Linked DNA regions of Homo sapiens: region 2 is linked to region 1. Evidence: chromatin loops called from intact Hi-C (ENCODE). Cell type or tissue: endothelial cell of umbilical vein. All regions are shown on one strand. Each heading gives the region's core, and the rest is flanking DNA. Links, peaks and the distances in the headings are about the cores only.

Region 1 (8,000 bases), core at 1,915-4,414:
TGTAGTGAGCTATAATTTTGCTAATGCACTCCAGCCTGGGCAATAGAGCAAGACACCATCGCCAAAAAAAATCATTCAATTACTGTAGGTTGTGGTCCACAGTTTGAAAAACACTAGTCTAGGAGAACAAGTTCAAGCTATAAATTCAAATTGGGTCAATTTCCAAGCTTTGGCATTCCTGGCTTTGCGTACTTTGTATATTTTGGCAAACTAACCTCTTGGAAGCCTCAAAGTCCTAATATCAAAAAAGGATGATATTCTTTATCTTATAGAACTATTATAAATTTCAAATATTAAATACCTAATGTATGAAATGCCTGTAAGAGTTCTTGACACCCAAGTGGTATTTATAAATTATTAACATTAGTTTACATTGTAGTCCCTTAGGCAATGCTGGTTGAATGTAACTGAAATGAATTGCTTTAGTATTTCAATCAAATACTGACAAATTAATTTAAAGAAGAATTCAGTCCACTGAGAAAAATGTGTATTCTTTGTCAGCTCTCTACTCAATGGAAGTGTATCTAAATAGCATAGGAATTCGATGATTCGTTTCAAAGAAATTTTGAATTTCTGCCTCTCCAAGTTTAAACTTTATGCTTTGCATTCATTCTTGAATGACTTGCAACAACATGAAAAAATTTTACCAAAAACACGTAATCTATAATCTCCTTTGTTTTTACTGCAAACACTAAAAGGTAAAGACAAGTTTAAAATACATACACACACACACACACAGACACACACACACACAAATACACACACACAGAGTCAAACTTATGGATAGCCATCTGCAATTGAGGACATTAAATGATGAAGCCCAAGCATCCAGGGGAAAGTTAACTTTTCTATAAAAATGGGTGAAGGAGTATTACATTTACAGCTAACAAGGAACAAAACACCACATTCTTGAGACATGAGAACTTGGCACAATGTAGAAAGGTGGCAGTGGGGAGGGTAAGATAAAAGAAAGAACATGAGAAGAAAGTAGAGGCATTAATTCCTACTCACTTATTATTTAATTTTTTCATTCAACTAGTATGAAGTAGGGATTTGTTGAACTCCTAATTCATATCATGGTAGACATTTGGTCTAGGCGCTAGGAATACAGCAGTTCCAAAACAAATTCTCTGCCTCTGTGAACTGTATGTTCTAATGGGGGAGATCGATTGCAAGTAACAAAACAACAAGCCTTGCTAGTTGGTGATAAGGACTGTGGAGAAAGCAGGGTAAGGGGAAAAGGAGGGTGCCGTAGGTTGGAGGTGGGTAGGATTGCTATTTTCTACAGGGTGATCTGAAAAACTTCTCTGAGAAGGTGACAATTGAGCACAGATCTGAAGACGTGAGGCGAGGAGCTACACAGATATCTGGAGATGAACTCTCTAAGCACTGGGATCAGCAAATGCAAAGGCACCAATGTGGTGTGTGCTCAGCATGTGGATGGTGCAGCAAGGCCAGCATGGTAGGAAAGAGTGGTAGGAGATGAATCAGAGTGAGGGGAGCCACAGATTCTGGTGGGCCCTGGAAAGCATTTTTGCTTTTACTCTGAGGCAGATGGGAAGCTACTGGAGGGTTCTGAGCAGAGAAGAGACATGGTATGACTTCTAAAAGCTCACTGGGGCTGCTGGGTTTAGGATAAACCAGGGCTCCAATGTCTCCACATCCTTGTCAACAGTTCTCTTTTGTTTTTGTTTGTTTGTTTTGAGGTTAGCCATCCTAACAGGTATAAAGTGATATTTCACTGTGGTTTTAACTTGCATTCCCCTGATGATTAGTGACATAGAGCATCTTTTCATATACCTGTTGGTCATGTGTATGTCTTCTTTGGAGAAATATCCCTGCAAACCTTTAGCCCATTTTTAAATGAGATTATTAATTTTCTTACTGTTGCATTGTAATTTTGGAAATTAACCATTTATTAGATGTTTAGCTTAGTTTACAAATATTTTCTTCCATTTTTCTAGGTTGCCTTTTCACTCTGTTGATTATTTCCTTTGCTGTGTAGAAGCTTTTCAGTTTGTTGCACACTGTTAGTGGAAATACAAAATGGTGCAACTGCTATGAAAAACGGTAGAGGTTCCTCAAAAAGTTAAAATTAAAACTATCATACAATCCAGCAATCCCACTTAGAGTATTTATAAAAAAATTGAAAATATAAATGTACACTGACAGATGAATGTACATTTTTAAAATGTGGTATACATATAAAAGGAATATTATTCAGCCTTAAAAAAATGGAAGTCCTGCCATATGCGACAAAATGAATGGAACTTGAGGACATTATGCTAAGTGAAATAAACTAGTCACAGAAGGACACATACTGCATGATTCCACTTACATGAGGTAACTAAAACAGTCAAACTCACAAAAGCAAAGAACAGAATAGTGATTCCAGGATCTAGGGGAGAGCATGGGGAGTTGCTAATCAATGGGTATAAAATTTCAGTTATGCACGGTGAATAATTTCTAAAAGAGCTGCTGTACAACATTATTCCTACAGATAACAATACAGTATTATACATTTAAAAATCTGTTAAGAGGGTGGGTCTCACCCTCTTAAGTGTTCTTGCCACAATAAAAGAAAATATTTAAAAAAAAAAAAAGAAGAAGAAAGAAACTGTGTCCAGGGTGGGCGATGAGAGGTGGAGGGGAAGGGGATTAAGGACAAAACCAAGGAGATCAATGAGAAGGTTACTGTAATAATCCAAGAGCCATGGTGGAGGCCAGGATCAGCAGGATTATGGTAGAGGTGGAGCAGATAGGATTCAAAGATAGATTGATTGTGGATTGGGAGAGGGAAGAGGAGTCAAGGGAGGCTGCTTGTGTTTAGACATATGGAAGTCAAATTCTAAAATGAATGAATGACTAAATAAGTAAGGAGGTAAAAAAAAAATAAAGAAATAAAAGCAAGCAAGGAGACCTAACATTCAAATGTTTACGTCTAGAGAACCCAGAATACATCTTACCCCTGCTAATGACCAAGTATTCTCTGGCAATTGGGGACTGGGTAAGGTGCCACAAAAAAGATAAGGCTGTAGGTGTGAATGAGTACCTATACTTATTTAAGGACTTAACTTACTTCAACAGGAATTTAGGAATAGAGAGAACAGAGCTTTCAATTTGAAACAGTCAGTCATTAAAGGCAAAGCATATTAGGGTGTTGTTGTGCCTGCAACAATTGGTTGTTACTCTCCAGCCGGTTAATACCAGCTAGGCAATGAAGTTAATTGTATGAAGGATCAAAGAGTTGAGCTCCTACAGAGAAGCAAGTGCATACATTGCCAATATTTCATCATTCAGAGCTACTTTCTTCTTTTCCTAATATGAAAGCTATAAAAAGAAAAAAAAAGAAAGAAAACAGCCCCTGAAAGTGCTATTGTTAAGACCAAAAACTAATTAGTCATTGCTTCCCAAAGTGTTATGTGAAATGTCTCCAGAAATAATGGTCTGCTTTCTCAGATTTTATAGGTTTGCTGAGTCTAGTGTTCTCTGGAATTTCCTGTTTCCCTTGCTAGGGAAGATTGAGTAAACTTTACAAGTCATCTTGAATAACACAAACCTTTCAATAAAGGCAATCATTTGCAGATTCATAAAGTATAAAACTAGACTTGAAACAAGGATGAGAGTGGTAAATAAAAGCAATTTCAAGATGGTGTGTATGAGTGTGACTAAACTTTTTGGCTATTAGATGCCTGAGGTAGTCATTTTCTACTCTTTGAAGATGCTGAATACAAATTTCACATTTCCTTTCAGTGTGTTCATACATCAGATAAACTATGATCTAAATATGGTAACCCAATGCCCTCAATGTATGTAAATAATTTGCGCCAATTCAATTGTAAATTATATAGCTATCCCTGGATAAAAGCTGCTATTTAATATTAAGTATCATTGTTATTGTATGTTAGCAAAATATTCAGGTTCTTTGCTTCTAAGATTAAAAACTGCATTAGCATTTGCATAAACGCCGCCACTTACATGAAAGCTCACTTGGCAAACTGGCACTTAGTGGAAAAGAATGACAAATGACTTGCATAGCAGCTGCTTTCAGAGATTGCTATGAACAAAAAATAATAAACATAAACCACGAACATTTCTCTCCTAAAGCTCTTGATATATATCAACCAATTCCCTGGAATTACTCTATCTGATTTAGTCACATGTGGCTCATAATTATGCTTGATTTATTCAGAAGAAACACTATACCAAAAATCAAATGAAAACACTGCATCTGCATTTCCGCAATTGTGTGTCCGTATATCACTGTGCTAATGTTATGAAGAGTCTATTCCCCACTGAGAGCCTGCAACTACTCAGTCATGTCCAAAGTGAAAACAAATCTCTCTTCTGTTGTGTCCTCCCAAAGTTAAAAAATATCTTCTGGCTTGGCAAAAGGCAGGCTGGACTTGATCACAAGGGGTATAATTTCTGAAGGACAAAACAAACCTGTTCTAAGACATATGATGATCTCACCTATATGCATAGATCACAGGGATATTGTTAAAGGGACTTGCAGTTCGTTCTAGAAAGGGCCCAAACCTTGCACGAAGCCTGCTAGGAAGAAATTTCCTCTCAATCTTTTCTATAAATGTAATGTACAGTGAGTATTTCAATGCTAACTCTCCAGAATCCACTACCCACATGGCACTTTCTGCTTCCTGCCAAAGCACTGGTAATTTAGTATTAACTGGCGAAGGAAGATCCTCCTCTGGAGCCATGTGTAAGACTTAGTTAAATGTTAAAATATGCCAAAGACTTCATCCACTCTGATATTTTGAAAACTCCAAATACAATTTAGTTGACAAGCTTCATCAGTGGAATATCAGATAGCAGCTCTCTCCCTAACACGCGTCACCTGCCCACTCAGCTGTGAATGGGAAAATGTGTCATGCCACCTTCAGCTCTGCATTTTTCTCTTTCATGGTGACATGAGTACTTGTTGAATAGTCTTATTTCTTATTCAACTATGAAAACAGTGTCATTGTGATACATCTCAGATGCAAACTGGCATTTTACAACTATTTCTATATCTACTTGGATGAAATTGTCTGCGATAATAATTTTGTTAATGATAATTTTGCATTTTTCTGAAATTTTAAAATCTACTTGGACACAATCCTGCAAGCTGTCTGCAAATTCTGTCCAATTAACTTCAGAAAAAGCCAAGGTTCAACTTGCTGCATGCTATTTTATGACAAGAAAAAAATTGGTGTACTACACCTCAAGATTAAAATTAATAATAAAAATATTTTCATATACCTCTCCTAGGTAACCCACAAATATCTTTGACACAAAACACATCAGTAATGTGCAATTTGAATATACAATAATAGAATATTCTGAACTAGGAAATCATAAAACATATTCTTATTACTATTATTTTAATTATTATTATTTAATTGAGATATAGTCTCGCTCTGTTGCCCAGGCTGGAGTGCAGTGGTGATATCTTGGCTCACTGCAAACTCCACTGTCTGGATTCAAGTGATTCTCCTCCCTCAGCCTCCAGAGTAGCTGGGCACGTGCCATCACGCCCAGCTGATTTTTTTGCATTTTTAGTAGAGACAGGGTTTCACCAGGTTGGCCTGGCTGGCCTCAAACTCCTGACCTCAGGTGATCTGTCTGCCTCAGCCACCCAAAATGTTGGGATTACAGGCATGAGCCACTGCGCCCAGCCTATTTTAATTATTAAAACCTAATAGAAGAAGAATATCTCATTAGATTTTTTTGTTGTAAAAGTCATATAATCACATAATAGCCATAAAGGCAAACAAAAATACTACTACATGACTTCCACTTCTGAGCACTGTTGTCATTATATAAAGTAAAAATAAAGAACTGTGAAAAATGAGCCCTCCAGTATAGTGTCCAGTGACTGTCCTATAATTATTTTATTTCATCTTCATAGCATCCTGATGAAGTAGGTATAATTATTTTCATTATACAAATGAGTAAAATTACTCCCCAACATTTAAAATAACTTGCCCAAATGTCCACAGTCAGTAAGATGCAGGATTGGTATTTGAACCTAAATCTGTTTGCCTCTATATTCTTTTCACTACACTGGTGAAGGGGATGTTTTCAAAAATAACTCAGTTGATTGCCAAGTGTGTAACAGTAAACATTTGGAAATTGACTTGAATGAGAAGTCAAGCTCTTTTTTGTCAGACTAAAGATCAGTAACGTGGAATGTCATAGCTCCAAATCAAGGAAACAAACTCATATTACAAGATTAGGAGTGAATATAAAATTACTGCATATTTATAGGTGATATGTATCAAAACTACCTTCATAATTAAGAAGGTTTCTCCTTCTATTCAAAATATTTGTTAAAAGGTTGGGCTAGAGTCTCCAAATATGGCAGCCAACAGTTCCTTCCCTCCTTATAAATGTGAACAATTCATCCCAAAAAACTGTGAAGTCCACTTTCCCTTGCTGTGAATCTGGTCTGGCACTGTGACTTGCTTTGGCCCATATAATGCAATATAAGTGGTACTGTGCCCACTCTGAGCCAAGCCTTTAAACAGATCTAGCCTATAAGAGGCCTGGCACTTTCTACTTTTGCTCTCTTGGGATCCATTCTCCATGTAAAGAGCTTGGGACTACAAATGCTAGGAGGCCATGTGGGGAATGGCCCTGAAGAATGAAAGGCCACCTTAGGCCTGTCAGCCCAAGCCTCCACTAAATGCCATGAGAGCAGAGACCACCATTCTGGTAAATACTGTCCAAAATGCAGAACCATGAGCAAATAATTAGTTGTGTTTTATGTCACTATGTTGTGGGGATAATATTTTACAGACCTATAGAAAATGAAAATAGTGCTTCGTTAAATCTATTCTTTTAAGCCACTGCTTTAAGCATCTTGTAATATTTTATGAATAAAGCCCTGTCTTGATGGTATTTCTAATACCAGAAACTAAGCTCTTTTAATATTGTCAAAGAAATAAATTAGGTTTACTGATTTTCTCAAAGTCTTAAACTATATACATAGCCTCGCTTAAATAAAAAATATCTATGGTTACAAAAGAATCACAGCAAATAAAAAATTATTTGTTGAAATTTTCACTCTGCAAAAGCATAGAAAGCTGTTAAATTTTAAACATTCATAAAAATAATCAATGTACTTTTTGAAATAAAAACAAAAGATACCTGTTCTGAATAAACCATAGTGTTCTAGGTAATTGGACTGTAAAAACAAAAACAAGTATTAATAAAATCCACTAGTTTAAACCTGTTATATTTTTAGTAAAGTGCATCTCAATTACCCAATAGCAGTCTGCTATAAAATAACTTTTGATAGAAAACTGATGCATGTGTAGCCAAAGAGAACCCTTTCCACATTACACTTTAAGGGCATACCTTGGACTATGAGATTGAAAGTTTTGAGACCTAACCTCTCCATATGCAAACTTAGGACTGTAAAGAAGCAGTAAAATTATTAACATAAACTTAAGATAGGAAACCAGTCTTGAGAGGGGAAAAAAATAACCTTTAACCCAATCCATTCTGAGGTAAGCAGTGGCTGTGTGTGTGTGTGTGTGTGTGTGTGTGTGTGTGTGCGCGTGTGTGTGTCTTAAAGCTAATGACAGGTTGGCCTGTGACCTGCTGCTACTTTTTCTCTCCAAGTCCAAACCCCACAGTGATTCCTTCCTTTCCCATGACCTATTGCCAGACTTCTGCTTTCTTTCCCCACAGGCCTGGCTTCCCCCTCCTTTGAAGATTCTGTTTTATAAAATCAATGCCTCATTCTTGCCTAATAGAGTGCTCTTTAGAGACCACCACTATTAGTCCATGGACAGAAACTGGGCAAAGTGGAATAGATTAGGATTTTCTGCATGCGTATAAGTATTTGTTTATGATCGATTTGTAATTGGCATATGCATTCTCCAACCAGGCTACCTCACCTGACAATATTGAATCTCTTGTTGCTATTGCTTGGCTGATTGCTAGTTGCCAATATCTTCTCCTTTCTAGTCTTTCTCCCTTGCAATAACTAGACC
Region 2 (8,000 bases), core at 3,473-5,972, 71 kb after region 1:
CCAACTTTCAATATCTTAGTATAGTCTATAAAATACATTATTGTTCATAGTTGGATGGTATGTAGACAAAGAACCACCTGGGAGGAAAAAAAAAATTTGCTAGCTAAAGCACTTTCTTATAATTCTCAGAAGAGGAGAAACACCATTCCATTCTGAAACTAGGCTCTTTTGGAAGAAGCTTAATGAACTGAAAATTTGCCCCTTAACTGTGGCATGTTACAAAACTGATCCCAGACAAGGGTAATTATTCTGCCATTTCTTTAAATAATTTTCAGGTATATAACTTACTGCTAATTAATTTACCCATTGATCATTATTTGTCTAGTATGAAAATCAATCATTCAACTATTATGTATAAACAAATGCTCTAGACACTGAAAGTAAGTAAGTATAAAAAAATGTCAACTCTTGGAAAGTAAACATTTTTACTGGTATAACAAGACAAATAAAAAAAATTGTCAGCAATGTACTACATAATAATTTTGAAATGAGTGGTGCCAAGAGTGCTGTAGTAACTAAATGAAAGGAATATATTACTCTTTGAGGAAAGAATATGGAAATCTTCAAAAAGGAGATGAGATTGAAGTGGACCTTGAAAGATGAAAAGAATTTATTAAAGTAACAGTGAGAGGAAAAGCACTTGAAACGGTAATTCTTAAATTCTCCTTTTTTTCCACAGCAAATGGAGAGGCCTCTGGAAATTTATGGCTAAAGAGATGTTCAGAAAGTGTAGGGGAAAAGATTAAAATGAGGATAACAAGTCATAAGGTTGATGCATGTTTCTAGAAAAAGGAAAATAAAATAAGGAGAAGATACTGAAAAATATTACCAAAGGACATTGGGTCTAAATGACTGAAGGAGTACGACAGTACAGAGGAAAAACTTGAACATTTCACTTATGTAAACTAGAAAAATGATGGCACAAAGGAAGTCCATCCACTTGGTGGCAGATATGAGTTTTGCCATAAATGTTTAAAAGTAATTGAAAATGTAGGAATATACATAGGATAAGAGGTTAGGACTGGAGATTAATCTCTTAATTACAATTATAGTTGAGTCCAAGAAACCATAAAAACTTTCTGAAAACAATCTAGAACAAGAAGAGCAGAAGAGCAAGAAGTGAGGGGTTTAGAGAGGAGAATCGGAGGGTGGAAGGTGAGGTAACCGTGTCCTGTGGCAATGCTAAGGCAGAGCAGAAGGTGGTGTCAGCAGGAGCCCTAACTGCAGAGGAAAATGAGGGTTAAGAAAATGCCCTTCAGTGTGGTTAGAAAATCACCGAAGTGGCCAGGCACGGTGGCTCACACCTGTATTCTCAGCACTTTGGGAGGCCGAGGTGGGCGGATCACCTGAGGTCAGGAGTTCAAGACTACCCTGCCCAACATGGTGAAACCCTGTCTCTACTAAAAATACAAAAGTTAGCTGGGCACGGTGGTGCGTGCCTGTGGTCCCAGCTACTCGGGAGGCTGAGGCAGGAGAATTGCTTGAACTCATGAGGCAGAGGTTACAGTGAGCTGAGAGTGTGCCACTGCACTCCAGCCTGGGTGACAGAATGAGATTCCATCTCAACAAAAAAAATCACCAAAGCAACCTTGCTGGGTCCCTGGAGACACAAAGCAGGTGCTGGGGACTACAGTTACATGCAAGTTCATTGTACTATTTGCTCTACTTTTATGCAATTTTGAATTTTTCATTCTCAAGTTTTAGAAAATGTGAATGAGAGTTGAGGAAAAGCAGGTTAGTGGAAGAAAAGAAGTAAGAAGATAGTTTGGGACAACAGCAAATATCCTTCCCTCCTTGTCCCTTCACTGCCACAATTTACTATTTAATTTATTTTATTTTATTTTAGACAGAGTCTCACTCCGTTGCCCGGGCTGGAGTGCAATGGTGCGATATTGGCTCACTGCAACCTCTGCCTCCCAGGTTCAAGTGATTCTCCTGCCTCAGCCTCCCAAGTTGCTGGGTGTGCACCACCACGCCCGGCTACCTTTTGTATTTCTAGTAGAGATGGGGTTTTGCCATGTTGTCTGGGCCGATATTGAACTCCTGACATCATGTAATCTGCCTGTCTCAGCCTCCCAAAGTGCTGGGATTACAGGCGTGAGCCACTGTGCCCGGCCTCACTGCCCCAATTTAAGAAAGAAGTACTGGGCAGTGATGAACAGTGCAGGTTTTAGCATAAGGCCTTCTGGGTTGAAATATTAGTCCTACGATTTATTAGCTGTTGTCCTTGGGCAAATCATGGCAAATCACCTAATCTGGTATTAATTGAATACTACTGACTATGTGACAGGTACTTTGCATAAATTTTTTCACATAATCCTCACCACATTCTTCTAACGTGGTTATTATACCTCAATTTTCCAGTTCAGAAATATCAGTGAGGGGACAGGTGTCTAAAGTTATAGCTAGAGTAAGTGGTAAAGCCAGGAATCAAATGTGTATCTGTAAATTCTACTAATGTCTAGTTTTGTGTTCTTAAGTACTAAGTGATATAGAGAAGGAATAACCTATGGCACCATGCATTCGATTAAAAGATAAGTTCCTAACAATGATATCAAAGGATATGTAGGTATACTTATCAAGTTCTTCATGTTCTCATCTGCTCCCATATTTCAATTTTTTCCAAATTCCAACCCTCAGAGAGAAAACACTCATTCGAAGTTGCTTAAATTGCCTCAGCTTTTAAAATCAATGCCAGTTTGCATAAAATAAAAATCACAAGATATTCATGTTTCCAAAATCACTTTTAAATATCCCACTAATCATTAACTACTGTCTCAACATAGCCACACCTAATAAGCTAAAAGCTATTTATAACTTTATAGGAAAAAAAACTGTTTCTTCTACCTCCTACATAAGTGTTTGTGCTCCCAACATCAGTGGACTCAACACATTACTTCCCATTCCTAAATTGCAGGTGAAACTCAGTTGCAAGAGCATTTTTGTCTAGATCACAACCACCTTCTAAACTTCTTTGTTGTTGTTTTGTTTTGCTTTGTTTTTGAGATGGAGTATCTCTCTGTTGCCCAGGCTGGAATGCATGGCACCATCTCAGCTCACTGCAACCTCTGCCTCCGGGGTTCAAGTGATGCTCCTGCGTCAGCCTCCCGAGTAGCTGGGATTACAGGTGCCCACCACCACACCCAGCTACACCTTCTAAACTTCTGCCACATTCATATGAGCCCCTCTCCAATCCAATCTCCATAGAGAAACCAGAATAATCCTATCAAAAGCAAAATCAGATAATGTTGCTGTTTTTCTTTTGCCCTCTGGAGGCATCACTCAACCTAGAAACAAATCCAAGCTCCTCACAAAGATCTTTCAGTCCTGGCCAGTTACCTCCCCAAGCCACATCCTAGCTTACTTCTTGATTCACAGTGAAACACTGAGACACTAGTTCAGTTTCTGCAACAAGCCATGCTCCTTCCTGACTCAGGGCCTTCTCATACTCTGTTCCTCTGCCTGGATAACCCTTTGCCCAATCCTTTATGTGGTAGGGCCACCTAAGTTCACCTCCTCAGAAATTCTTTCCTAACTCTCTAGCCTAAAGTTGGCCCCAAAGGTTATATATACTTACTGACCTTTTTTTTCTTAGAATTGATTTCAATCTGTAATTATGTATTGTTATTTTTTGTTTATATACTGTTTTGTCTGTCTCCTATACTGGCTATAATTCCACAAGGGCAGAAATTGTGTTTGTGTTCTCTCCCTTCTCCTTTATTTCTTTCTCTCAATAAACAACCAAACAAGGCCTAGCACACAATTAGCAAGCAATCAAAGTTTACTGAGGAAAAAAAAGGAGAACAGAGACGACAGAAGGAAAGAAAAAGTCAATTTAACTGCTAGGATCACCCAAATACGATTTTTTTAAATCACAGCTTAAAGGTCTGTTCAGGCATTTCTCATTGTTTCTTAATACTGATTGATGTCTACCCTTTTTCACATATATATTAGATTGGATATATAGGAAGAATGTCAGAAACGAAGTAACAATAAGACATAGTGAGGGGGACCTAAAACTGTTTCAGGCTCCTACACTAAAATCAACTCCAATAAATCCTATAAGATTCTATAAGATCCTAGAATGGTATAAATTTCCAGGTATTTTTAAAATTCAATGATCATAGGGAAAATGCCATTAATCGTGGGGATGAGAAGAGGTAAGGCATTTCTTAAAATGACTTTCAGTATATACCTTAATGCTAGTTAATTTACCTTTCCAACCCTTATTTGTTGGCTTCTACTGTACATAAACTAATAATAAATAATTAAATGAAAAGAACAACAATCAAAAAACACACCAGGATGCTTATGTCTTACAACTTTAAAAATTCTTATAGATTTTAAATCCTGCATCCCTAGTTATTCATACATTGAGGAGAACTCTACATTTATCTTTTGGCATAGCCGGATTCTTCCGATGCGATCTGAAGAACTTGTGTCAGGAATTCTTATGACAATCTCCTGGGCATCAACCCTCCCCCATGTGCAAATACCGGTTTTATTCATTAACTGACTATTGTCTTTACCTAAAAATCAAGCTCTCTAAAGGAAAAAGGTTGTGAAAGTTTCAACTGAAATTACTCCTATGTTCCCCTGTAGAGAGAGCTGAAAGATCTTTCAAGGACATTAAATAGCCAGAGGTGAAAGGGAGCAACTAACAGGAAGGAAGGGAGGATTCATTCGCAGGAGTCACTATAGGAAGGTCCTCCACTGTGAGGTCGTCAGGATGAACTAAAATTGGAGAGTTCATCTGAAACAACTGGGCATTCTTGATGCTTGGGAGTTACAAGTTTGTTGTCTTTAAAAAAAAAAAAAAAAAAAAAAAAAAACCTATGTGCTGCCCTCTAGAGGCTACAAAGAATAATGGCGCCACCTATTAAAAACTGAAAGGAAAAAGTACAGGCAGGAAGAATTTGTCTTTGCCAAATGTATGACCTAACGTGTTACATTTAGTGTCATACTTCAAATTAGAGAAGTAAATTAATATCATGTACGGGAAATTCTGAATTTGATGCAAATAATGATTCTGTCTGAAGACCCAATTCTGGATCTTCCTTTTTTTCTTTTTTAGTTTTTTTACATGCATTTTTAAAAATGACTTTACTAAGGTATATTTAGATACCATAAATTTGGTCATTTAAAGGGTACAATTCAATGATTTCAAAGTTCATTTAAACCAGATTGTACAATGATCACTATAATCCAATTTTGGAACATTTCAATCGCTTGCAGTAAGATCCCTCTAGCCAGTTTATGGCTAATACCCACCCATTCCTGCCCCAGCCCTTGGAAATCACGAGTCTACTTTGTTTATCTATAGATAGGCCTCTTTTGTTTTTAAAACAGAGAAGTTTAGAATTAAATGCTTCATAACATGACAAGGCAATTCCTCCTTTTTGTAGTGCTTTTCCTTCAAAATGTCCTGCCTTGATCAGTGTCACGAAATGGGGGTTAAATCCCTCACCAAACCAAACTCTGGGGAAAAGTACCTGTAAATGCCTAATTCTCAATGTCTCACACTCTGTATATTTAACCTTCCACAGATTTGAGGGTGATGTTAAATTTGTCTCTAATGTCTCTGAAAATTCACTCTGGGTATACTTTTAGCATGCAGTCCAACAGTCCATTTCAAAATAAGCTTTCACATCCCAAGGTTTTATAAAGGATTCATGGTTTAAATATCTGCCTTCATTAATTATGAGCAACCCATTTTTAACAGAATTTTTTTAATCCTAAATTATTCACTTCTTTAATAATGAACTTATTAAAAGTCTCCGTTTTGAATATCTGAAGAACATGCTAGTTCTGGTAGTATAAAGAGCCTATGTTGAAAATGAAGATTCCCAAGAACCCAGACTCTTGGAAGGTTAAGACCAGAGGCTCTAAACCATCCTTTGTGGTAAAAATCCAGCTCTTGAATTTCTGTGTAACCCTGAGAAGGGTACTTAATTTCTCTGTACATTGGTTTCCTCATGGACAAGTGGAGATAATAAGAGTTTTTATTTCATGTATAAAAATGGTGAGAAGTGTACTTGGAGCATAGCCCTTGGTGACTGTCTGCAATCAACATTATGTGAAAGTTATTTTACCAAGGATAATTATCATCACTTCTGTTTGAGAATAAAGACTGGATTTGTAACTGGTGGTAGAAAAAATGACTGACAATAAGCAGATTGAGGATCTGTAATTATTAATTTATCATTCCTTGTATCACATCCTCTATGGCTCTTCAAGACCAGCTGTGGTTTCAGTGCATTTCCAAGCCTAAGGAACAAACCAGGAAGAATGCAAACACTGGTCTCAGAGATAACAAGTCACATCAGAGCTTACGTGCCCCGATGTGTTGACTGTCTAAAGCTTTTTGTATTGCCTGTTTTAGATCCTTCTGAAGGGCATTTCCCTCACCACATCCAATTGATGAATTGCCTTTTTCACAGAGGTCAGGTTTTGGGATCAAGGCAAAGGGAAAGTGGAGGAAATCTGGGCCTGGATAACTAAAATAAAACAAATTAGACAAAAGAAGAAAGCAAAGATAGGTATTAATGGTTTGATTTTTAAGTTCCTTTTTCTCCTAAGCAATTGATGCTTTAATTCTTACGTACAGCGCATATCTCTGTGAATCAAAACCAGTAGAGAATCAAACCACTATAATTAATATAACAAGGCCTGCTGACTCACCTCCACTAAACACAGTCTCTAAAAGCCTAAATCTGCACATTAGTTGCGATTAATTCTTCTCTCCTCTTTCAAGCACCGTAGAGCAGAGCTTTATAAATAGCAAAGTGTGTTAATTTAAACAAAATATAAGAAACCAATTTTTTCAAGGTGGTAAAGACTGGCCTGCATATTTTCATTATTGCATAATGGTTACCTTTAGCCCATAAACTACAAGGTCATAGTAAGGTCACAATGAAGTGGCAAATGTAATAAATGGGAAGAAAAGTAACTAGAGACCATATTTAAAGTGACTTTTTTCCCTAACTAGGTAAATAAATGTCCTTTTAGTATAGTTCATTCAGTAGGGCTGATTTAAAATAGGTTTTCTATTTGAATCATTCATCCACACCCTATATGATGATAAAATTTCTTTTAAATTTTCTTTTTAGTGCTTTTTTTTCACCTTAAAACATACAACCCAGAATTTGCTAAGTCCCAAATGGTTTAATTTAACTTAAAGGGTAAAGCCACCCTTGGCTTAGAATGTGCATACACTAACATTCAAAATAAAAGAAGGTGAAACAGGTCACACTGTTCAGATTGTGAAGATAACATTAAAATTGGCAAAGAAGAACAAAAATGAAAAGAATAAGTCCATGCTCTTTGTGTTTCTATAAAACCTATCCCTTACACCAGGTGGTGGTAATCCAATGCTAGGAGTTCATGATTTTAAAAAGTTGTGTACCTGCTACTTCACTATAAAACACAAAGGTGCAAAGTCTGCTTAGGCAGAAAATAGCTCGAGATCTTTCAGATCCAAATGTGTAGGTCAATGTGGTAACACAGGCCAGGCATTCTGCTGTGTTTTTCATTTATATGCTGTTGATACCCAAGATACAGCAAATAATGTCATCAATTTCCTTCAATTACCTCATAGAGGATTCATTTGCACTCAGGGAATAAAAAGGTTGCCACAGTAGCTTCAGGATCACTCAGCAGCAAGAATCGGCATTAATAACTATCCTCAGAGGCACAGAGGGAGGGAAGAAAGTCATTTACTTAACATTCTTTAATTCTTTGTGGTATAACAAGACTATGTCATGATTTAGAGCTAAAAAGCACAGTTGTTTTGCTCACGAGAAAAGTCTTTCATAACCTACACAGTTTTTGTGACACATGGAGTTATGAGATCTTAGGCTACCTTTAAATACGGTATCCCCCTGCTGAAAGCTCTCAAACAGCTTGCAGAGGAAAAAAAAAAATCCCAATATTACTTTACTCCTGAGACATCAAATATCCCATGTCTTACTTTATAAAGAAGTTTCTTTGTACAATAGCTA

Evidence for each region. A loop is a pair of places that touch in the nucleus more often than their neighbours do. Peaks named below come from ENCODE experiments on the same cell type or tissue, not always from the same donor. Only the 100,000 strongest peaks of a DNase experiment are listed, where the experiment ranks them.
Region 2: a loop joins it to region 1, with 8 times the contacts of the local background. A loop is called at or near these places in 4 of 110 quality-filtered maps.

The regions. Positions count from the first base shown.
Region 1 is chr7:18,422,304-18,430,303 of GRCh38, reverse strand. It overlaps a transcript of HDAC9 not described here. Among named protein-coding and RNA genes, the nearest start is that of HDAC9, 69 kb to the left of the region's middle. In endothelial cell of umbilical vein, for the core only: no CTCF peak of the experiment used is centred there; a DNase peak (open chromatin) is centred at 3,463; H3K27ac peaks cover 1,865 bases.
Region 2 is chr7:18,353,191-18,361,190 of GRCh38, reverse strand. It overlaps a transcript of HDAC9 not described here. Among named protein-coding and RNA genes, the nearest start is that of HDAC9, 140 kb to the left of the region's middle. RefSeq lists a silencer at 3,191-3,485. In endothelial cell of umbilical vein, for the core only: a CTCF peak has its summit at 4,865 (motif pointing left); a DNase peak (open chromatin) is centred at 4,820.